Linked DNA regions of Homo sapiens: region 2 is linked to region 1. Evidence: chromatin loops called from intact Hi-C (ENCODE). Cell type or tissue: K562. All regions are shown on one strand. Links, peaks and the distances in the headings refer to the core of each region. The heading gives the core; the rest is flanking DNA. Region 1 overlaps PRUNE2 (prune homolog 2 with BCH domain). Region 2 has its middle 83 kb from the start of GCNT1.

Evidence for each region. A loop is a pair of places that touch in the nucleus more often than their neighbours do. Peaks named below come from ENCODE experiments on the same cell type or tissue, not always from the same donor. Only the 100,000 strongest peaks of a DNase experiment are listed, where the experiment ranks them.
Region 2: a loop joins it to region 1, with 4 times the contacts of the local background. A loop is called at or near these places in 4 of 110 quality-filtered maps.

Annotation. Positions count from the first base shown.
Region 1 is chr9:76,653,828-76,666,084 of GRCh38, reverse strand. It overlaps PRUNE2 (prune homolog 2 with BCH domain), which reads left to right. Exons shown (of 19, transcript NM_015225.3): 10 at 10,583-10,662. LOC105376095 (a long non-coding RNA gene) reads right to left here. Exons shown (of 12, transcript XR_007061586.1): 11 at 9,320-12,257; 12 at 1,546-2,450. Among named protein-coding and RNA genes, the nearest start is that of PCA3, 100 kb to the left of the region's middle. In K562, for the core only: a CTCF peak has its summit at 7,316 (motif pointing right); a DNase peak (open chromatin) is centred at 7,334.
Region 2 is chr9:76,536,303-76,548,559 of GRCh38, reverse strand. No RefSeq gene overlaps it. Among named protein-coding and RNA genes, the nearest start is that of GCNT1, 83 kb to the right of the region's middle. In K562, for the core only: a CTCF peak has its summit at 5,936; a DNase peak (open chromatin) is centred at 6,049.

The DNA.
Region 1 (12,257 bases), core at 4,975-9,974:
ACTATGTCCCCTCAGCTCCTATCACTGTATGGCCTGGTTTTTCCTAGGTTATGATTATAGAGTGAAGATTCTTATAATATTGGAATAAAGAGTAATTGCTACGAACTAATGATTAATGATATTCATATATAATCATGTCTATGATCTAGATCTAGTATAATTCTTGTTGTTTTATATATTTTATTATACTGAAACAGCTCGTGCCCTCAGTCTTTTGCCTTGGCACCTAGGTGGCTTGCCGCCCACAGATCTCGAACTCCTGACCTCAGGTGATCTGCCCACCTCAGCCTCCCAAAGTGCAGGGATTACAGGTGTGAGCCACCACGCCTGGCCTGGAAGATAATTTTTATGGTCAAGTTTCACTATGTGGTGAGACATTCTGAGGAGCACTTTACCCAAAGGGCAGGGCACCTTCACGTGTCTAAATCTGTGTTGTTCAATAGTGACTCATTCATCTCCACCATGTGCTGAGCCCTGTGCTAAGCACTGGGTGTGCTTGTCCCCCAGGAGATTCATGTGTGTGTGGAGAGGGTGGCAGTGGGGAGGAGTGGGGGCAGACACATTTCAAACAGGAAATCATAGGAACATGGCAGCATCCACGTGAGGTAAGCACAGGGTGCTATGGGACATGACCCGACTCTGTGGGGAGGAGGTGAGGTCCCAGGTCCCCACTCTGTGGGATGGAGGTGAGGTCCCAGGACCTTACTCTGTGGGGTGGAGGTGAGGTCCCAGATCCCGATTCTGTGGGATGGAGGCGAGGTTCCAGGATGGAGATGTCCACACTGAGTAGTACAGGACAGCAAGATTGGCAAGGCTAAGTGGGGAGTGGGGAATGAGAAAGGAGGCTTGAGTCTGGGCTTAGGGGCCAGGTCAAGAGGGCCTTGTGAGCCCTTCTCTGAAGCCAAATTCTTTCCCTGAAGTGGTGAATTGAAAGGATTTAAACACAAGAAGGTGGTGTCAAGGTTAAGATGAAGAAGGATATTAGTTATAATTTGGAGGAGGTAGGGATGACGATCGTAAACAGAAAGGTGGTGATGTTTCTGCATGAAAAAAATGAACTTGAACTAAGGCTTTTGTAGTGAGAATGGAGTGGAGAGGATGACATAAATTTATAGGATTGGATGGCCAACTGGATGAGGAAGAAATGGTGGGAAAGAAAAGAAAGTAAGAGTGAATGCCAGTTTGGGAGCTTGAGTGCCCAGGTGATATGTAGAGACATTCACTAGGATGAGGAATGTATTAGTTAGCTATTGCTGTATAATAAATAATCTCGGCCAGGTGCAATGGCTCATGCCTGTAATCCCAGCACTTTGGGAGGCCGAAGTGGGAGGATCACTTGAGCCTGGGAGTTGGAGACCAGCCTGACCAACATGGTGAAACCCCATCTCTCCTAAAAATTAGCTCGGCATGGTGGTGCACGTCTGTAATCCCAGCTACTCGGGAGGCTGAGGCAGGAGAATCACTTGAACGCAGGAGATGGAGACTGGAGTGAGCCGAGATCGCTCCATTGCGCTCCAGCCTGGGCAATACAGCAAGACCCTGTCTCAAAAAATAAATGAATAAAATAAATAATATCAAAGTTTAGCAGCTTAAAACAACAAACATTGATTATTTCCCAGTGTTTGTAATAGGAATTCAAGAGTGTATTAGCTAGATGGTTCTGGCTTAAGGTATCTTGTTAAGTTGCCATCAAGACATTAGCCAGGCTGCAGGATCTGCCTCCAAGATGGCTCGTTCACATGGCTGTTGGCAGAAGGCTTCAGTTCCTTCCTGGATTTTCACAGGAAGCCTCAGTTCCTTGCCACATGGACTCTCCACAGGGCTGCTTGACTGTCCTTACAACAGGGTAGCTGGTTTCTCCCAGACTGAGAGACCCAAGAGAGAACAAAGCACACAGTGCTTTTTAGGACCTAGCCTTAGAAGTCACCTACCATCCATTCCACCTTATTCTGTTCTTTAGAAGCAAATCATCAGTCCACACTTAAGGGACGGGAAATTAGGCTCCACCTTTTGAAAAGAGTGTCAAAGAATTCATGGACACTTTTCAAAGTCGTCACAGAGAAGGTAGGATGTAGCGGATCTGCGTAGAGGAAGATGTGGGATTAGGTTTTGAACATGTTCAGTTTGAGATCCCTTTGAGCCATCCTGGTTGTGAACTGTAAACTCACTTCCTAAATAAGTATATGCCCCTCTCCAATGTGAGATTATGCCATCTAATTTAATCTTCTCCACAACAAACAAATCTATTCATAGATCTTAAGGTTATAGGAAAAATATTAAAAGAAGCTAGCAAATAGCCTGCAGGCAAGAGGTAGAATTCTCCATGCATCCATCATTCACAGCCAAGGAGTTAATTATTCTCTGAAAAGCAAAGAGGTTGAAATGATAAAAATGTAGGCTTTCCTTCTATTCCTGCTCAGCGTTCCTCAAATTTTCATGTTTAAGCCTCACTGTAAAAAGAAAAAAAAATTGACATGCAAAACCATGTACACTCTATTCAGGGAACAATTCAAGAAAATGTTTGAGGATCATTGAGCTACAAGTGATTTTTTTGCTCCCTGCAGAATTTTAGAATCTGACCCTGGGTAAGGAGGCTGCGTCGTGTCCCCCACCTCTGAGAACCTGAGAATGTTTAGCTGTGGTTTCTGCAGTTTTGCACATTCCCTAAAGAAGGTGTCTGGGCGAGTGCTCGGCGCTTATCTTCCTACTGTGTGCAGTCAGTTTCCAGCTCTCACCTCCCTCCTTCATCTCTCTTCAGCTGGCTGGCTTCTAAGATGCTTCTCCCTGCCTGGCCACAGTGCTTACCTGTTCTAGGATGAGAGAGGCCCAGCTGGGTTAGCGAACTGTTGCTAAAGAGCGTTATTTCATGGGCTTGACCCCAGCTTCCTATTGTAGCATTTCCTGTCTTGGGATTAGCTTGATTAGGCAAAGTGTGAAGCTCAGTGCTGCTTCAGTCTCACCTCCTACTTTGAGTAATTTGATAAGTACTCTGTGGTTCACAGGGTGCCATGTACTGCTGGCTTAAATGGAGCAGCCTACTTTATCAGACAAGAACCCTCAAATGGCAGTCCTCCAGCCCATAGGCTAATTGATATTCTTAACGAGGGAAGGCAAGCACCTCATGAAAGGTTTTGTTTGTGTTTTCTTTTTTCTTTTTATCTCTGTTTCTAGAGACAGCAACCTTATCAGTCCAGCAGATCTTAATAGACTAGAAAGAAGCCAGGAGAGTATTAAGGAACTCTTAACACAAGAGATATTTCTCTTTATGTAATCATTTTCCCAAAATATATCAGCATAACCGTCAGTATTTTTCTAAAGAACAATGGACCCCATGTCATGACCTGCTACTTTACTTTTTATGGAGGTATATATTTCAGTGGCCAATCTTGTAAAAGTGGTTATTCCTGAAAAGGGGTGCCACCTGCTGCTGGATATCCGTGTCTGTCAGGAAACATTACCATCTAGAAATGCTACTGGTATGTGTGTGCCAGCTCTTGGCTCACTGCTCATTTCCTGTTAAAAAGAACCTAATCTCAGGCAAAGCTAATCCTACAACAACAGTCAAATCCCTCCAGATTCAGATACGTTGAAAAAATACAAAATGCAGAATGGGCTTAATTTTGTACCTGTTCTAAAGGCAAGAAGGTGCATTTATGTCCAAAAGTTCTGCATTTGTTGTCCTTCATTCTCTGTCACATACTGCAATTAGCCTTCCATATGAAGAAATGTAAGTATCAGAAACACACAATCTACGAATATACGTGGGCTTCATTCTCAAATTGGAGACTTCCATTTCTATCACCGTTCTTTCTCCATTTGGTGGTATTCAGGATCATTAGAGAAGGTGCAAAGATTTAGCATAAATAGCATCAAGTCACCTAAGAGCATGTTTCTTTTTATAACTTCCTGGGCTGAGTTGAATGCTTAGCTAATTCAGTTCATCTTATTTCCTAAAATCTGAACTTAAGGCTATTTATTTTCCTCTAGGAACTTCTTTAGCTGCTTTCACAAGTTTGGATGTGCAGGGCTTTATTGTTTGGTTACTTACACGTGTGTTTTTTAGTCTCCAAACTGTGATTGGAGACTTTTTGTGATTGATAACTAGAGGTATGGCCCCGAAGTCAGAGAATATAGTACATGTGATGTTGACTTTTGGTATTTTATGAGACATCACGTATGGTAAGTTTTGGTGAGTTCAAAAAAAAAAAACTGTGTTTTTATTGACTGCAGATCTCTCCATTAGATCAAGCTATATTACTGCATTGTTCAGATCTGCCATATTCTTATATATTTCTTTTCAAATTAATTTATAAATTCTTGAGAGGTATACTCAGATTTTACCCCATGAAATTTATTTTGCCTTATAATGTATTTTCAATTTTTGTTTTACATATTTTGAGGCTATGTTGTTAAGAACACATTGGCTCTCAATTATTACATCTTCTGAAGAATTATTCCTTGTATCACTAAATAATAACTTTCTTTAGCCTTAATAATGCCTTTTCTGAAGTCTGTTTTGCTGGGCATTAATACTGTAATGCTGGCCAGGTGCAGTGGCTCATGCCTGTAATCCCAGCACTTTGGGAGGCTGAGGCAGGCAGATCACCTGAGGTCAGGAGTTTGAGACCAGGCTGGCCAACATGGTGAAACCCCATCTCTATTAAAAATACAAAACTTAGCTGGGCATGGTGGCAGGTGCCTGTAATCCTAGCTACTTGGGAGGCTGAGGCAGGAGAATCGCTTAAACCCAGGAGGTGGAGACTTCAGTGAGCCAAGATTGCACCACTGTACTCCAGCCTGGACGACTGTACCAAAAAATACTAACAATAATGATAAATAATAATAATATTGTAATGCTTTCTTGTGTTTAGTATTTCTCTGTTTTTTAAAAATACCACTTTCTTGTCAACACTTCTGCATTATTATGTTTTAGATGTTTCTTTTTTAAGCAGAATGGCTACTGAGGTCTTGGTGACATTACCTGCTATGACAACCCCAAATCTCAGTGGTTTAACACAACAAAGGTTTAGATATTATTCTTTAATCATTATGGCCTCTTTCATGCTATTCTTTTATTTTATTACTTTTATTGCTAATTTTTCTATTTATTGCATCTCCTGGAAATGCCTCAAAGTATTTTTCCCAAGTGTAGTTTATAGGGTTTTTTTATATGAGCTCATCTTTCAGAGAGTTTTTTCTTGCACCTAATTGGATTTCCAGTGAAACTTGCTTGTAGAAGTAAGCACTACCAAGTGGTTTCACATCTGATTCTTTCTTTCTTTCTTTTTTTTTTTTTTTTTTTTGATTCAGAGTCTTGCTCTGTTGCCCAGGCTGGAGTTCAGTGATGTAATCTCGGCTCTCTGCAACTTCCGCCTCCCGGGTTCAGGTGATTCTTCTGCCTCAGCCTCCCAAGTAGCTGGGATTACAGGTGTGCACCACCACACCCGGCTAATTTTTGTATTTTTAGTAGAGATGGGGTTTCACCATCTTGGCCAGGCTGGTCTTGAACTCCTGACCTCATGATCCACCTGCCTCGGCCTCCCAAAGTGTTGGGATTACAGGCGTGAGCCACCGTGCCTGGCCCACATCTGATTCTTTTGGAACCCTAGGGTCCTAGGTGTTCAGTGATCCTAGATGAATTTTCATCTTAATTTCTTGATTCATTTCTACATCATTCAGGTAATATAAATTGAGACATGAGCGGCCCACAGCTAGTGTCTCCAGCTCCTACTGGTTGCTTTTTATTTTCTACCCAAAACCTCCAAGGCCAGAGGAGAGAGTTTTTTTCCATCCCCTTTTTGTTAAGGGGAAAGTTCCTGAAGGTCCAGAGCCCTATATAGAAGTTCAGGTCTAGGCCTTTCTTCCATCACCAGGAGGTCCCTTATGCTGTGAGACCCTAAGTCCTGTGTCCAGTGCAAGAACCCTGTGTGCTAGGTTTTTATCAGCCTTCTATAATAACTCTTTATTTCTGGCACCTGTGGACTTAATCTTATTTTTTTAAGCTTGGAAATGTATTAGTAACTTTTGGAGTATGCTATTTCATATAGCATTTCTTGTATTTTTAATGATACATGGCTTTACACCTTGTCAGACTTAGCCAACACTTCCTAACATCTCTCTTTTAGCAAAGAGGAAAAACCTCTGAGTGAGATTCCAGGGGTTTCTAACTTAAATTTAATAGTATTATTTTATTTTTATTATATTTAATTTTTTCTATATATGTTATTTATTTTATGTAACTTAAATCACTCACCATTTATTTTACGTGAGTGATTTAAGTTTACATATAATGGTTGAGTATCCCTAGTCTGAAATCTAAAATGCTCCAAAATTCATGTTCTTCAGTGCTGACACAACACTCAGAGGAAATGCTCATTGGAGCATTTCAGATTTCAGATCGTCAGAGTAGGGATTCTCAACTTGTAGTATATAATGCAAATATTCCAAAATCCAAAAAAGTCGGAAGGTTTAAATACTTCTGGTCCCAAGCATTTTGGATAAGGGATACTCAACCTGTACACTAGTGATACAAACATTCCTCTCAAAATAACCTTAATAAAATAAGTCAATCTAAAGAAAATGTTAAGTAAATTGGCAAGTGATTAAAGGCTATGACAAAAACCCTAAAGGTGATATATTAATACTCAGTCTTATAGAATATTTAAAAGCATTCAGTGTCTTTTCAAGCTTTTTGTTCCTATATGCTTTGATGCTTTAGCAATCCAGACGTAAAGATATTTACTGTCAATATGAATCTGGGCTAAGAATGTGGAAAATTGGTTACCCAAATCAGGAAATAAATTTTTGAGCATAGCATAAGTCAAATATTCCCTTTGAAACAATAAAGGCCAGCTATATAGTAAGAATGGGCTAGATCGTAATGTGGTAACAAATAACTACAATATCTCAGGGCAAAACACAACAAAAGTTCATTTCTTGTTTACATTTCCAGCAAGCTTTCATCGAGGCCTCTGCTCATCAGAGGCACTCGGGACACAGCCTGGCCGAGCCCCTCCACAGCCACCTATGTGGGAAGAGGATGTGGCTCCTCACACGCTTGCTCCTAAGCCTTCTGCTCAGAAGCGACATCTCTCCCTTCCACTCTTTCTTCATTAGCCAAAGCAAGTCATGTGGCTACCCTAACTTCAAAGGGGACAGGAAAGTGCAATACTACCATGCACTCAAAAGGCAGAGAGCCAGAAATACTTGGTGAAGATCAATATGTCATAATACATTGATCTTCTAACACACATGGTGTTAATGTCACAGTACCATCCAGCAAAGAAACCATGAAGCAGTTTTAATACATCCTCTAGATGGAGACATGTAGCTGTTTCAGCCATAGTACAGCCTGACTTGTGTTTACAACTCCCTCAACCTCTTGGTTAGCTCCATTCTGTATAAAGAAACTCAAAATTAAGTAGAGGCTACAGATAGATAAAGTAAAATACAGACCTTTACACTGGACTGGTTTGTTACCTAACAGATCTTGAGAGGCTTCAGTTACTGATCACAAAACTGCTGTCCTGCTTAGTCAACAACTGCTGTTTGGCCACTTCATTTCTGCAAATGTTTATGGGCTTAATGTATGAATGTGGTTGAAGTATTTACAAAGAGCGTGACTTGGGTTTCTCTTAGATTTGCTTCTAGGCTATTCTGGCTCAGCTTTCCCTCTGTCCCAGGGGTTTTCTAACATGTCCCTATAGCCTTCTTTTTGGGGGGGAGTGGGACGGAGTTTTGCTCTTTTTGCCCAGGCTGGAGTGCAATGGCACCATCTCAGCTCACCACAACCTCTGCCTCCCAGGTTTAAGCAATTCTCCTGCCTCAGCCTCCCGAGTAGCTGGGATTACAGGCATGCGCCACCACACCCAGCTAATTTTGTATTTTTAGTAGAGATGGGGTTTCTCCATCTTGGTCAGGGTGTTCTTGAACTCCCAATATCAGGTGACCCACCCGCCTCAGCCTCCCAAAGTGCTGGGATTATAGGCGTGAGCCACTGCGCCCGGCCTAGCCTTCTTTAATATCCATGGGTTTGTGTGAATCTCTCTCCTTGGGTCATCCGCTGATCACAGCCTTCAGCATTTTTCTTCCCCCGGTGCATGCTAACACAGGGGGAAGAAATCTGTGCCTTCTTCATAGGGTCTCTGCTTTGTGTTGAAAAGGAGCACTTAGAGGCAAAGGCTCTATTTTCTAACATCAATGAGTTGAGGAGCATTTCTAGGCTCTGTGGAGATTTGTGCAGTAATAAGATTATCTTTTACCTGGACTAATGCCCAAATTATAGTGACCTTAATTATGATTTGTCCAACCATGACACATACTTTAATTAAACCACTGCTCCTGTACTATGTTTTAAGTGGAGGGTATGTAATACCTTAAACTCAGACAGTGCTTTATGACTTACAGAGTACTTTTATTTGGATTGTATTTATTCTCCACAGTCACTGTGATGTTGGGTATTATCCCCTTTTAAAATCACAGAAATGGCCAACTAATCTTCTCAGAGTTAATCAGCTTGTTGATACTGGCAGCAGAACTATAACTCAGAACTAAAACCTCATATCCAGGCAGGACTCCTGCAATTATTCCATGATGTTGCCCATAATTCACAATTGTTTAAAAAAATCTATTAAACTTAAGCTGATCCTATCTATTTTAAAACCATCATATTTATTTTGATGCCAAGGCCCACATCCTGTGTGCTCTGTCAGGCAGATAGAAATCTGATATCTTTATTTTTGTTCAAGGTTGACTCTTAGGCAGATAACTAGAAAAATAATGTACATGTGCCTTTAGAATATTTCAGGCTCAATAATTCAATCCAACATAGTAAGTGGTAGAACTAAGATTTAAACCCAGTGGCTCTTAATAGCAGCATTTTGCTACTTGACAGGTACGAGAAGTTTGATGTCAAGGAGAACACACAAAATGACAAAGATCATTGTAAGGAATTCCAAAAACTGCAGGATCATGGGATACCCAGACATCTGTCCCTCTAGGTCCTAGGACTTTCAAAACTGGGGCCTGGTGCAGATCTTCTCTTTGCATACCTCCCCAATCTTTGTTGCTGAATAACGTGGTTTGATTCCACCTATCATAGTGTATCTCTGTTTGGCACAGGTTGTCTTGTTCCTGCTGATACATTATTGTCTGTCTTACATGCCAACCTCTTGCATGCCCCTTTGCTACCAGGGCACAGGTCTAGTTTTAGAGAACACACAGGGTCAAAGCCACAGGAAGAATGTGGACAAAGAAACTCCCTGATGCTGAGCTTTTGAAGGGGTCTCAGGAGTTGGTAGGTAAGTACACAGGCACTTACCTCTATCCAGGGGAGCAGCACTGAGTTTTTGAAGGTAGGGGTCATTGTATTAGCTCCATCATCCCAACTCCACCACGAGAATGAGACGGGTCTGTTTTGTTCCTCTATATCCTCGGCACATAGTAGACACTTAATAGATATTTGTTGAATAAATGAAGCAAATGCAGTAATCGCTAAGGGTGCAGATTATTTTCTTTCATCATAGTGCTTTATTGACAGTAGGGGATTTGACTTGCATCCTGGAGAAGCAGATTAAACTCCAAAGGTTTGGTAGATCCAGCGTTACATAGTGCAAAGTACAGTAAGAGAGGCAGAAGGGGACTAAATTAAGAACTTTAACATAAAGGTTTATCATGTTTAAAATTAGGTTAGTGCCCACATCATAAGGACTCACCCTAGGTGAATGAAATTACGTGAAACTCACAGAGAAGAAATATATATTATGGTAAATGGGGTCTTACTGAACAAAGGTCCAGGGATGAAAATAAATCAAGAGAAATTTATCGTGAACAGTGGTCAGCTTCTTAGAAGAACATATAGATTCGTCACAATTGCCTTTGGTATTTCCTGTTTCCCTACACTTCTTACCAAATGTGCTAATACAGATGGTTGTGGGCTCAGCACTGATTAGAAACAAGAGGTGGGAAGTCATGACCAGAGCCATCTTCACCAACATATATTCACAGTGACTCTTTAAATATTCAAAAAAGGAAGAAAAATAACATCAGTCTATGCCTGCTCAGGAGTGTTAGGCACTTTACTTTTGTAGCTTAATCTTTAAACAACGTGGTGAAGTAGGTGTATATCCCTAGTTTACAAATGAAAACTGAGATCAACAGAATATGCTCTCCCTCTGTCCATGGGAATTTAATTAAAATACTCAAATTTACAGAGTAAGAGATGTGTACAAAGCACATATATTGACCCTGTTGTTAAAAATATATATATATTAAATGTCCCCGAAGTATATTTTATTAGTTGTTTGCATTTCCTATTTCTGAGTTTCCCACTTGGTGTGTGTTTATTAAGTGAGCTAGCAGAAGTGACTTGATGTAAGCAAGTGAAATTGGTGTCCATTTTTCTCATTTACCATAACTGCAGAAAGTCTTTAATTTGGGACCACTTACAGTGGATTCAGTCCCCATACATGGTTTATTTTAAGTGAGTTGAAAATGTTATCCTGGACTCTGTGGGTTTCCTTTTCAAAAGAAATGAAGTCTTACACAGTTGTTGTTGACGCGCTTTGCTTTGCTTTTTTTGCAGACTACTGTCAGAGGATGTAGGAATGGACATCCCCTTTGAAGAGGGCGTGCTGAGTCCCAGTGCTGCAGACATGAGGCCTGGTGAGAGCAGCATTTGTTCATTTCCTTCGTTGGTATTCTGTATCCCAACGTTTTCATTATTCAGTGAAAGAATTATTTCCTGTGCATCTAACTTATGATTTCAGTGATAACAGTGAGAGGAAAAAAGAAATGTGTGATATGAAGGTGTTAGGCTGCATTTGGTTAATTTAAGAGTTGGCTTGAATACTGATGCTCGCTAGTGTGGGCTGCATTTTATCTCCTAGACCACAGCCTTATCTGCCAATGTTTTCAGTTCCTGTGATAATTGGCTACTGTATATTGTACCAAATTCTGACTAATGTCTAAGTTCTCCGCATTTACACATAATTGTAAGAATGTTTAAAATTGGAAATGTGATATCAAGAATGCTCAGTATCCTAACTATCAAAACCAAAACCAAGACAACAACAATAAAAAACAACTACCCTACATTTTAGGGGTTTACAACCCAAGGCATACACAAAAAGGAATTTAATTTTTCAATTGCAACTTATATGACTCTCACTGTATTCCAGGGTCACTCTCTTGCATTACACCAACTCCAGGATCATACCAAGATCCTGAATCATGTATTCTCAGCCAAGCCTACAGTGTGGTAGGAAGAAGGAAGGCAATTACATTTCTTTTCTGTCGTAGTATTTGAAATGCATTCTTCAAAATACTAGTCATGTAACAGAATTATTTCTAAATGTTCTATGGCCAAATATGCTTGGTAACCACAGTATGTTTATTTGAATCTTCCAAGTTCACAATGTACTTTTGAATGATAAAGGCACTAAGGCTATGGTTATCTGATATGGTAAGCAGCTAGTCACATGTGGCTATTTAAATTAATTAAAATTAAAAACAATTTTTTAAAATGCTCTTCTTCAGTTGCACTAGCCTCATTTCAAGTGCTCAATAGCCAAATATAGAACCTTTTCATCATCACAAAGAATTCTTTGGGACATCACTGCTCTGCAAATTCCTGAAATATAGAAACTCAGTGTTGAAACTTACTTGTCAATAGAAACCTTTTTCAAGTAATACATAAAACCATTACCTAGAACAGAGTTTGGGTGATGTTCCATTCAGAAAAGAAAAAGCTTAATGACTGACAGGGGAACAGTGCCAATTTCTCCAGGACAAGGCCAGAGCCAGAATTCCAGAGTTGAAGGGTATGCCAAATGGTCTTCAAAATATTTCGTGCTTAGGAATCCTGTCATTTCTGGTTTTAGGTGAAGGCAACAAACTGTTTTCTCCTACTCTGCTCTCACACTGAACACTTCTGTGACCAGATGTGTAGGGTTTTGTTTTGTTTTGTTTGCCACACACCAAGCAATTTTCTAATGAACACCAACTGGGTGTCCTATAATTCAATTCTGACACTATCCACCTTAGGAAATGACAAGGGTTTTAAGACCTCTGTGCCTGGAACCAGGGCCAAAGACCAAATACATTTCTTATTATACTACAGTAGGGTATGTCTCTACCTTTGTTTTGTTAGTTTAAGCTTGGTTAAAAAATGACTTCTCCAGCTCTGCTTCTATTAAATGAAAGGCAGCTGAGCGGGAAGATGCATACTACAATGAGAGGAGGGAGCCTACACATAAGAT
Region 2 (12,257 bases), core at 3,575-8,574, 120 kb after region 1:
ATGATGACTCTGATTCACTGAATTTCATTTCCCAGCCAACTAATGGATCATAAGGCAAAAACACTGGTTTAAACCTGTCATGTCAACACCACTCTTCTTAGCAATTTTTCAGTCTTAAAAGAAAACTAAAAGAGTGAGCTTATGAATTGGAAAAACTCAATATTAACATGTCAATTCTCCCCAAATTGATCTATAGGTTCAACACAGTCTCAAGCAAAATATCAGAAATTTTTTGTATATATGGATAAGCTGATGCTACAAGTTATATGATGGGCAAAGGAAAGAGATTAGAGAAAACAATTTTGCAAAAGAAAAACAGATGATAAATTTATACTTATGACTTCAAGACTTACTGTGATAAGCTGCAGTAATCAAGATAGTTTGATATTGGTGAGACATGAAATCACAAACACAAATCAGTGCAACAGAGTAGAGTCCAGAAGCAGATCCACACAAATCAGCTCTACCCATTTTGACTGAGGGACAAAGGAAATTCAAAGAAAGGATGATCTTTTCAATTGATGGTGCTGAAAAATCAGACATCCATAAGCAAAAACATTGCATTTCTTCCTATGCCTCCTATGTTATAAAAAAAAAAGCTAATTTAAAATGGAGCCCAGATCTAAATGGAAAACTTAGAACTTTTAGAAGAAAACCTTTGTGAGCTTGGGTTAGGAAAGGACTTGTTCAGTTTGACAACCAAAGCACAATCAATGAAAGAAAAAGTGATAAGTTTGACTTCACCAAAATTAAAATCCTGGGCCAGGCACGCCTGGCTCACGCCTGGCTCACGCCTGTAATCTCAGCACTTTGGGAGGCCAAGGCAGGAGGATTGCTTGAGCCCAGGAGTTCGAGATTAGCCTGGGCAACATAGTAAGACCCTGTCTCTATGTTTTTTTTTTTTTTTAATTAAAATCTTTTGCTTCATAAAAGGTAGCTTTAGGCAAATGAAAAGACAATCCACAGGCTATGAAGGATACATGGGCAAAACACATATACAACAAAGAACTCACATCCAGAATATATAAAGAACTTTCAAAACTCAACAGTAAGAAAAGATAAAAGTAAAAACATGGGCAAAACATTTGAACAAGATCTTTATTAAAGAAGGTATATAGATGGCAAATAAGCACATGAAAGGATGCTAAACTCAGTTTGCATCAGGGAAATGCAAATTAAAACCACAGTAATATACCATTACACATCTATTAGAATGGCTGACTTTTAAAAATGATAATATTAAGTGCTGTTGAAGATGCAGAACAATTGTCACTTGTATACAATGCTAGCTCTGTTATAGTGGGTAGCTAGTCAGACATGAGCTGGGCAGGAGAGGGCTCCCCCAACCCCACCAGGAATGTTAGGCAATCATCAGGTGATGGTCAGGTGACTGTTACATTGTTTCTCTAAAATAATAATTGATGCCAGCTAGCGCCAGGGAAAGGTAGTCTCCCAGTAGACAGAAAAAAACTTGCGTGATCAGCAGCTTCCCGATAAGATCTCAGGAGTTGGGCGAGTGGGCTCAAACATGAGCACTAAGCGGCAAAATGGTGGTTTAACTGGTATAAGACCTTCTAGAAGCATTCAACGGGTAAGGGAAGACTACCTCAAGTAAGCATGCATACAACTCCAGTAAATACACTGCACATGTTGTAGCAGGCCACCGTGCATGCAGACAGCCCACCCCAAGAAAGAATCATGCCAACATATAAAACCCCAAGTCAGGCTGGGTGCGGTGGCTCACGCCTGTAATCCCTGCACTTTGGGAGGCCAAGGCAGGCGGATCTCCTCAGGTCAGGAGTTCGAGACCAGCCTGACCAACATGGTAAAACCCTATGTCTACTAAAAAAAATACAAAAATAAGCCGGGCATGGTGGCGGGTGCCTGTAACCCCAGCTGCTCGGGAGACTGAGGCAGGAGAATCACTTGAACCCAGGAGGTGGAGGTTGCAGTGAGCCGAGATGGCACCACTGCACTCCAGCCTAAGCAGCAGAGTGAGACTCCGTCTCAAAAAAAAACAAAAAAAAACCCAAGTCAAAGGTCAAACAGTGCCCTTGATCTCTCAAGTTGCCGGGTTGGCCCTCTTTCAGGTGTACTTTACTTCCTTTAATTTCTCTTGTAAAGCTTTTTAACAAACTTTCACTCCTGCCCTAAAACTTGTCTTGGTCTTCTCTCATTCCTTATGCCTTTTGGGTTGAATTCTTTCTTCTGAGGGGGCAAGAATTGAGGTTGCTGCCGATCCCTAAGGATTTGCTGCCAGTAACAGTAGGAATGCAAAATGGTGCAACCACTTTTTGCAGTTTCTGATAAAGCTAAACATACTCTTACCATATGACTTGGTACCATGTCATATGGTAAGAGTATGTACCATACTTCTACGTATTTACCCAAAAACTCCCCATAAATTTATGTTGACACAAACCCATAAATTTATGTTCACTGCCGAGCACGGTGGCTCACGCCTGTAATCACAGCACTTTGGGAGGCCAAGGTGGGCGGATTATCTGAGGTCAGGAGTTCGAGACCAGCCTGACAAACATGGAGAAACCCTATCTTTACTAAAAATACAAAATTAGTTAGGCATGGTGGCTCATACCTGTAATCCCAGCTACTCAGGAGGCTGAGGCAGGAGAATCACTTGAACCGGGAGGCAGAGGTTGCAGTGAGCCAAGATCATGCCATTGCACTCCACCCCGGGCAACATAAGCAAAACTCCATCACACACAAAAAAATACTATAAGCAAATACTTATAGCAGTTTTATTCATAACTGCCCCAAACTGGAAATGATCCAACTATCATTGAACTAGGAAATAGAAAAAGAAATTAATCTATCCATGTGTGAGACCAAATATATGCCACCAAAATATGACTGTAGGAGACTAGAATATGCAACCCCAAAATATGTCTTTTTGGCATGTTAAAAGAAAAACCTTAGACAAATTAAATTTAACAGAGTTTAATTGATCAAGCAACAATTCACAAATTGGGCAGCCCCCAAGCTAGAATAGTGCAGAGAGACTCGGAGCTGCCTTGTGGTCAAAGAAGATTTATGGACAGAAAAAGGAAAATGATGCACAGAAAATGGTAGTGAGGTACAGAAACAGCTGGATTAGTTACAGCTTAGCCTTTGCTTTATTTGAACAGTTGGCCACCTTTGATTGGCCAAAACTTTGTGATTGGCACGAGAGTAGGTTACAGTCTATTTACACATCCAGTTATGTTAAAGTTCACTCTGTACAGAGAAACCTTTAGGCCAAACATAAAATGTCAGGAGGCAGCTTTAGGCTAAACTTGATTTAACAGGCATGAGGATGATTTTAATGATTATTTTGAGAGACTGCAGTCACAAGAGAAGCTCTAAAGCAGAAGTTAGCTTTTTGTAAGGGAAATTTACATCTATAAAGGAAATTTTCATTTGCAAGGGTGTCTTACTCTATTCTCTGCAACAGGAAGAGAAGGATGACTAAAAATCACTGGAGGCTCTAATCAATGGAGAAGGCACTTAGACTTACATCTGCAAAACACCTTGCTCTTGTTTACACTTTTCCTGATCACCTCCCCACAACTGGCCTTCCTTCCACACTCTTCTGTCTTTCCTTTAGGGGATGATGGTATGTCAGCCTGAACCCAAAGCCATCTCTTTGAGATTTACCCATTTTTCCCTTGGTAGATGGGGAAACCATGTATATATACAAGGTATGCATGTGGATAAACTTCTATTTCTTTTTTCTCTTGTTAATCTACTTTTTGTTACAGGGGTAGCTTTCAACTAAGAACAATGAAGGGTGGGGAGAAAACTAGGTTTCCTCACTGATATGGTTTGCCTGTGTCCCCACCCAAATCCCATCTTGAATTGTAGCTCCCATAATTCCCACGTGTTGTTGGAGGGACCCAGTGGGAGATAACTGAATCATGGGGGTGGTTTCCCTGTTGTGAATAAGATCTGATGGTTTTATAAGGGGAAACTCCTTTCGCTTGGTTCTCATTCTCTCTTGTCTGCTGCCATGTAAGACTTGCCTTTTGCCTTCTGCCATGACGGTGAGGCCTCCCCAGCCACTTGGAACTGAGTCCATTAATCTTTTTCTTTATAAATTACCCAGTCTTGGGTATGTCTTTATCAGCAGCTTGAAAACAGACTAATACCCTTCCCATTTACATATGATGGAATATTGCACACCAATAAAAAGAAAAAACTATTAATAAACATAAGCAAAAATGTTGTTTAAATTCAAATGCATTGTGCTGAATGAAATAAGCCAGACCCCAAAGGTTATATGCTGTAAGAATTCATTGTGGAAAAGGCAAAGCTATGGGGTCAAAAAAGTAGTCAGTAGTTGCCAGGGTAAGGGCTGGAGGGACGGTTAACTACAAAAGGACAGCCCCAAAATTTTTGAGGATAATAAAACTGCTTTTTATCTTGAACAGTGGAGATTACTACATATTTGTCAAAACTCAAAGGCCTCTACAATATAAAGTGAACTTTACTAAATGTAAATTTAAAAGTAAATTTTTTTAAATTTAAAATGAAACACAAAGGAAGAGACAGTGCCTTTTTCTGCTTGATGATGTGCTGGATGCAATGTCTAGAATAAGGGCAGCCATTTTGTCACTGTGAGGCAGCCAGATTGAGAACAAAGCTAATACAGGCAGGTGGCCAGGCAGAAAAGATGAAAGAACCCAGGTATTCAAAGATGTTACTGAGCCACTTGTTATCCAATCCTGAGCCCACTCATCTTTGAACTTATTATGTGAAATAATGATCATTTTCTTTCTGTTTAGGTCATCTTGAATTGGGCTGTTATTTGCAGTCCAAAGTATCCTGTTCCAGAAGTTCTCAATGACTTTGTTTCAAAAATTGCTTTATCCCCATCATTAAAAAAATAGGGTTTAGGGGTCTGTTGAAGGTTTTGAATAATTTACAACTTGTGTTTAGATCCAGCTTATACAGTACCATTTCTTTCTTTCTTCTTCTTCTTCTTTTTGTTTTTTCTTTTGAGGCAGGATCTTGCTACGTTGCCCAGGCTGGACTAAAATTCCTGGGCTCAAGTGATCCTTCCACCTCAGCCTCCTGTGTAGCTTCCTCCACAAACTGGAAGAAGGTGGCCAAACGTGACCCACAAATTAATCTATTTTCTTTCTTTTTTCTTTTGAGATGGAGTCTTGCTCTGTTCCCCAGGCTGGAGTGCAATGGCACAATCTTGGCTCACTGCAACCTCTGCCTCCCGGTTTCAAGCAGTTCTCCTGCTTCAGCCTCCCAAGTAGCTGGGATTACAGGTGCGCACCACCATGCCCAGTTAAATTTTTTGTATTTTTAGTAGAGACGGGATTTCACCATGCTGGCCAGGCTGGTCTCGAACTCCTGACCTCGTGATCTGCCCGCTTTGGCCTCCCAAGCAGTTCTCCTGCCTCAGCTTCCCAAGTAGCTGGGATTACAGGTGCGCACCACCATGCCCAGCTAAATTTTTTGTATTTTTAGTAGAGACGGGATTTCACCATGCTGGCCAGGCTGGTCTTGAACTCCTGACCTCGTGATCCACCTGCTTCGGCTTCCTAAAGTGCTGGGATTACAGGCGTGAGCCACCGCGCCTGCCCAGTTAATTGATTTTCTTCACGAGTACTTTATGTGTCTTCTCATCTTTTTTCACAAGAGTCAAAGTGCATTAATTATAATTAAAAAGAATAATGGCATACATGACCTTAAATTTGAATAATTTTGAAATCAAAGAGAATTAATTTCAAATATTTATTTGGCATATACTCAATGTCAGACCCTATGAAGCAGCATCATTTGTTTGGGGTAGTACTGGAGGTTCATTGTCTCATACCAAGGAAATCAAGGACATGGACACATGTGGAGCGAGATTAAGAGCAGAGGTTTAATAGGCAAAAGAAAAAGAAAGGAGAATAGCTCTCTCCTGTGAGAAAGAAGAGCCCCCACGTGGAACTTCCAGCCTAAAGCAGAATGCACTGGATTTTATAGACAGGCGTGAGGAGGCGGAGTCTGATTTACATAGGGCCCAAAGATTGGTTAGAGCAGGTTCTTCCTTTACAAAGCACGCTGGGAAGCTGGACACCCAACCCTAGTCTTATTATGCAAATGAGCTTTCCACTTGGCCAGGCCATGTTGTCTGCTCCCTACTGCACACATGGTTGGAAAGGAAGAGGGAAGTTGGAACTGCCATTTTGAACATGCCTAGTCCCAGGTGGACTTTTCCTATTGGCACAACTGCCAGCATTCACCCGTGCAAGCTTCTAGCCTGCCTTTCTGTGTCTGCAGCTCGATTTTATAGGCTGCTCTTTGTTAGAAAAGAAAATGATTTGGGGGCTGCTTTTCATTAAAAGGAAAACCTTACGGAGGGCTTCCTTACTCTCACTCTCTGCCTAAATAATTTCTTCCTAACTCCTATATAACCTATGAGATGTAGTAATAAATCTAGCAGTGCCCCAGTTCTTACTGAGCATACAGTCAAGTAGGATAGATAGACATTGACCAGGTAATTCCAAATGTGACAAGCATTATAAACAAAAGAAGGACAGGATGTGTTGGATACATATATCAGGTGTATGAAAACCAGCTCAGATGTGCCAAGAATTCCCCTGAAAGTGACATTTAGGCCAAGATCCAAGGCAGAAGCCAGCAAGACAGGGGATAGGGGAGTGAGGCAAAAAGATGAAAGGCTATTTTGGTGCGAGTGATGCATGATGTGAGGGACCAGTCTGAAGCAAAGACAATTTAAGGCAGCCACCTTGATGCAGCTCTTTTCATTTAGGGAATATTTTTAAACTGCAGTTTTGACAAAAATGTGTTGATTTTAAAATTATTCTTTTTGCGCCGGGTGCAATAGCTCATGCCTGTAATCCCAGCACTTTGGGAGGCTGAGGCAGGTGGATAACCTGAGGTCAGGAGTTCAAGACCAGCCTGGCCAACCTCGTCTCTACCCAAAATACAAAAATTAGCTAGGCGTGGTGGTGCATGCCTGTAGTCCCAGCTACTCGAGAGGCTGAGGCAGAAGAATTGCTTGAATTGGGGAGACAGAGGTTGCAGTGAGCCAAGATTGTACCACTGCACTCCAGCCTGGGCAACAGAGCAAGACTCCATTTCAAAAAAATTCTCAATAAAATCAATCAATCAATCAATAAGTAAATGTATTCTTTTTATTACCAGTGATGCCTGCAATAGAGCTTCTTTACTCTTAACCCTGTGGTTCTCAACTAAAGGTACTTTTGCTTCTCAGGACACACTTGGCAAAGTCTGGAGATACTTTTGGTTGTCACAGCTGAAAGGGGGTTCTACTAGTATCTAATGGGTGTGGGACAGGGATGCTGCTCAGCATCCTACAATGCAGTAAAGCATTAGCAAATATATTTGCTATACTCCGGGAAGTGGAGGGGTCTTTTGAAGGTTTTGAATAATTTACAACTTGTGTTTAGATCCAGCTTATACAGTATTATATTTTAATACTGTATAAGCTGATTGCTATATTTTAGCAATCATTTTTAGCTAAAATTTCTTCTCTCCTCTTTATCCCTGCAACAGTTCCCTGCAATACTGAGTATAAATCTGATATATATTATAATTAGAAAGCCTGCAATAAGAAGTATGCATTTAAAAGCTGTATTAATGGAAAGCAAACTGCTATTATTGAGACAAATATATAGTTTTTACTGTGCAGTCCATGAAGCCAAATTCTTAAGTCCAAATTCTTAGAGTCATCACTGGACTTGACAGTTCTTTCTGGACAAGCCAGTCTAGCGATCTGTAGTCTTCTATTTGTGATCTATTGGTCTAATTCCCACCCATCCTTCACTACAGCCAGAAAAGCCACTTCATGTGGGACCTCTTCCCCAGAGAATGGGGTCAGTGATTAAAAAAATCTTGGGGAGAGAGGAAGCCTGTCTTACTGACTATATAATGACTAATGATTGCTTTATTTTTTAGCCTGTGTCAGGTGGTCCCAAATCATAATAACCTAATCAGCATCATGTGGTGCCAAACAGTAAGTAACTGATCAAAGTGGGACACAGGAGCCACCCTGAAGGAGCTCTCACTGGCCAAATCTGGAATAACTGAGCACAAAAATAGTAAGAGTAACAGAACCCATGTGTTCATTACAATATCTTGAAAATTTTAAATGGAATGGAACAGGGCAAAAAGAAACTTCTTCTTTGCATAAAAATACCAGCTAATAAATGGAGAATAAATGATTGAATTAGAAAATCACCAGTTTGCAACAGTTGATTCAGCCAAGAATTATCAATGAATATTAATATTCATTGATGCTTTGAGATGGGGGTTAGGACAGGATTTCTCAAAAATCTTTTTTTTTTTTTTTTTTTGAGACAGAGTTTTGCGCTTGTTGCCCAGGCTGGAGTATAATGGCTCCATCTCGGCTCACAGCAACCTCCGCCTCCCGGGTTCAAGCGATTCTCCTGCCTCAGCCTCCCAAGTAGCTGGGATTACAGGCATGGGCCACCATGCCTGGCTAATTTTGTATTTTTAGTAGAGACGAGGTTTCTCCATGTTGGTTAGGCTGGTCTTGAACTCCCAACCTCAGGTGATCCGCCTGCCTCAGCCTCCCAAAATGCTGGAATTACAGGCGTGAGCCACCACGCCCAGCCTTCTCAAAAATCTTAAAATCTTTGAGTGAGGCTGGGTGCGGTGGCCCATGCTGGGAATCCCAGCCCTTTTGAGGCTGGGGCAGGATGATCTCTTGAGGTCAGGAGTTTGAAACAAGTCTGGGCAACATAGCTAGACTCCTGTCTCTACAAAAAATGAAAATGATTAGCCAGGCATGGTGAGTGTGTGCCTGTAGTCCTAGCTAACTTGGGAGGCACAGGCAAGAGAATCTCTTGAGCCTAGGAGTTCAAGGATGCAGTCAGCTATGATGGTACCACAGCACTCCAGCCTGGGTGAGAGAGCAAGATCCTGTCTCAGAAAAAAAAAAAAATGCATATATATACGTATATATACGTATATATGTGTATATATTTGAGTGAAAAGATTTTGATTTTGGGAAATCAGATATTCAAAATATCACACAAAATATCTTTGCAATGAAGAAATATGACAAACCTCACCAACTTTGACCTCAGCAATGATGGAACAAACACATCGTGGACTTCCTGATGTAATAAACTAAGGACACAAAATGGCCATCATAGCTGCTGTATAATAAAGAATTTGTCTGGTGTTTATCCATGATTTTTGCTATGGAGCTTTTATAACCCTTGGTTATACATTTATTAAATGTATCACCTCTGAGTTTATGCAAAAGAAGTAACTCAGTGTGGGTCCCCAGATGGCTTCAGGATGGGGACTAGTTATCTGTAAGACCAACCACATGATTAGAGGATTGGGACTTTCAGCCAGCACATCCTCTGGGAAGGGGGAGGGGGCTGGAGACTGAGTTCATTCTGGTGGACAATTGAAGGCAGTCTTCTTGGGAACTATGTCCTTTGCTTGTGGGATCTACGCTAACTCCAGGTGGTTAGTACCAGAATTGAATTGCTGTACACCATTGAATGTCAAGATAATAGCCTTTTTACCAATAATACTTAACTTGGATCCAAACACAAAACAATCAGACAAAAACAAATAAGGAATATTCTGCAAAATAACCCGCCTAGGCTCTTCAGAAGTGGCAATGTCAAGAAAGACACACACACACACATGCACAAACACACATACACATACATGTGAACACACACACACAAATACAAAGACTGGGGAAATGTTCTAGATTCAAGGATACTAAGGAAACATAACAACTAAGTGAGATGTGATCTTTAGATCCTGAACTGTAAAAACAAACAAAAACAAGAGCTTGAGGGCTTTGAAGAAGAATGTCCTTGTTTTTAGGAGATACATGAGAAGGATTTAACAGTAACTTGTCATCATGATGCCTGCAACTTAATCTCAAACGCTTCAGCAAAAACAAACTAGGACACAGTGAGAGAGGGAGAGATGGAGAGAGAGGGAGACAGAGAAATGGAGGAGAATGCTAACAAATGGCAATCTAGGTGAATGGTTGGTCACTGTCTGTTCTTTCAAAATTTTTAAAAATAAAAAGTTGGCCAGGCGCAGTGACTCACACCTGTAATCCCAGCACTTTGGGAGGCCAAGGCGGGTGAATCATTTGTGGTCAGGAGTTCAAGACCAGTCTGGCCAACATGGTGAAACCCTGTTTCTACTAAGAATACAAAAATTAGCCAGGGTGGGCGCCTGTAATCCCAGCTACTCGGGAGGCTGAGGCAGGAGAATCGCTTGAGCCTGGGAGGCAGAGGTTGCTGTGAGCCAAGATAGTGCCAATGCACTGCAGTCTGGGTGACAGGGTGAGACCCTGTTGCAAAAAGAAAAAACAACAACAACAAAAAAAATAAAATAAAAAGTTGGGGGAAAATTACTTCATTGAGTGGCCTACCTCAACATGTCCCCTGCATCAAAAGGCTACCTTGAGCACAATGTTGGGAATGTACTTAACACCGCTGAAATGTTCACTTAGAAATGGCTGAAATGGTAATTTTTATGTTATTATTATTTGAGACAGGCTGTCACTCTGTTGCCCAGAATGGAGTGCAGTAGCCCAGTCACAGCTCACTGCAGCCTCGACCTCCTAGGCTCAAGCAATCCTCCCACTTCAGCCTCCCGGGTAGTTGGGATTACAGATGCATGCCACTATAGCCAGCTAATTTTTTCAATTTTTTTGCAGAAACAAGGGGTCACTATATGGCCCAGGCTGGTCTCATGGGCTCAAGAGATCCTCCTGCCTCAGCCTCCTAAAGTGCTGGGTTTACAGGCATGAGTCTCCATGCTCTACCAAATTTTATGTTTATTTGATCACAGTTTTTTTTAAGGCTGTGTCAAAATGTCTGCATTCAATCTTATTCTCTCCCCACAGGAGGAGCAGTGATGTGAGGCCCAAACAGTGAAGTCCTGTTGGACAGGCACAGAGAAGGTCAAAAGCCGAGGCCTGAAAGGGACACGAGCCAGATCAGGCACAGCTGTGAAGCCACAAAGGTTTACTGCAGCCGACTGGCTGGATCAGGACCCTGCTTTTCTAGATAATTCCAGCCGGCCGCAGTGCAAGCTGCTTTGGCATGGCGTCCATCTCCTCAATGGCCTAGTGTGTGGACCTTCCTCTCCACTCTGGTGGGCACCTGGCCAGGAAAAGTTTTCTGGTGCCAGTTCTAACACAGGGGACCCAGGTGTCTGGGACATTTTTATTTTGTCTCGGTTTTGAATGGAAAAGCGAGTGAAAGAACAATGTGGGCACAAGTCCAGATAGATCATGCTGCCAGCCTGGCAGCTCCTGGAGGAGCCTCCTGAGGCTCCAAGTCCAGACTTCTGCAGGAAACAGGCCTGGCAGGGGCTTCTGTTAGCCCAGCCCCATCGTCAACTTGAAAGTAGGAGGTGGCCAGAAATACCGTCACCAAAGGTTGCTCTTTTTGCCTTTCCTTGCCTACTGGGGTTCTTCGTAATTGTCCAAGTTGCACATTTTCTTTTCAGCGTACACCACATCAATAATAGACCCATTTCAGGAAAAGTAGAAGAATTTTTACACATTTGTTTTTAGTCCCATATTTATCAATCTAAAGCTTGTGTTCCCTTTTCTGTCCTCTCCTTTTCTCTCCTCTCTTCTCTCTCTCTCCCCCACTTCTCCTCTCACCCCCTGCCTCTCTCTTTCTCTTCTTTCTATTGCAGTCAAATATACATAATTTACCATTTTAACTATTTTTAAGTATAAAATTCAGTGGTAATAAGTACTCCTTTCTTTTTAATTTAAACAATTTTTTTTTTTTCCTGAGATAGAGTTGTGCTCTGTCGCCCAGGCTGGAGTGCAGTGCCGCAATCTCGGCTCACTGCAACCTCCACTTCCCGGGTTCAAGCAATTCTCCTGCCTCAGCCTCCCGAGTAGCTGGGACTATAGGCGCCTGCCACCATGCCTGGCTAATTTTTGTATTTTTAGTAGAGACGGGGTTTCATCATGTTGGCCAGACTGGTCTCAAACTCCTGACCTCCTGATCCACCCGCTTCAGCCTCCCAAAGTGCTGGGATTACAGATGTGAGCCACCGCACCCTGCCTAATTTGCACTAGTTTTTAAAATTATTATTACAAAAAGAATTTCATGAACATGATAAAAAAATGTAAACACTAAGGAAGGAGCCAAATGAAAAAAAGAAAAGATTCTCAACGCTACCCTATCCTCCAACAAAATACATTCCTTGTGAAACCTACATGGAACATTTTAATGGAT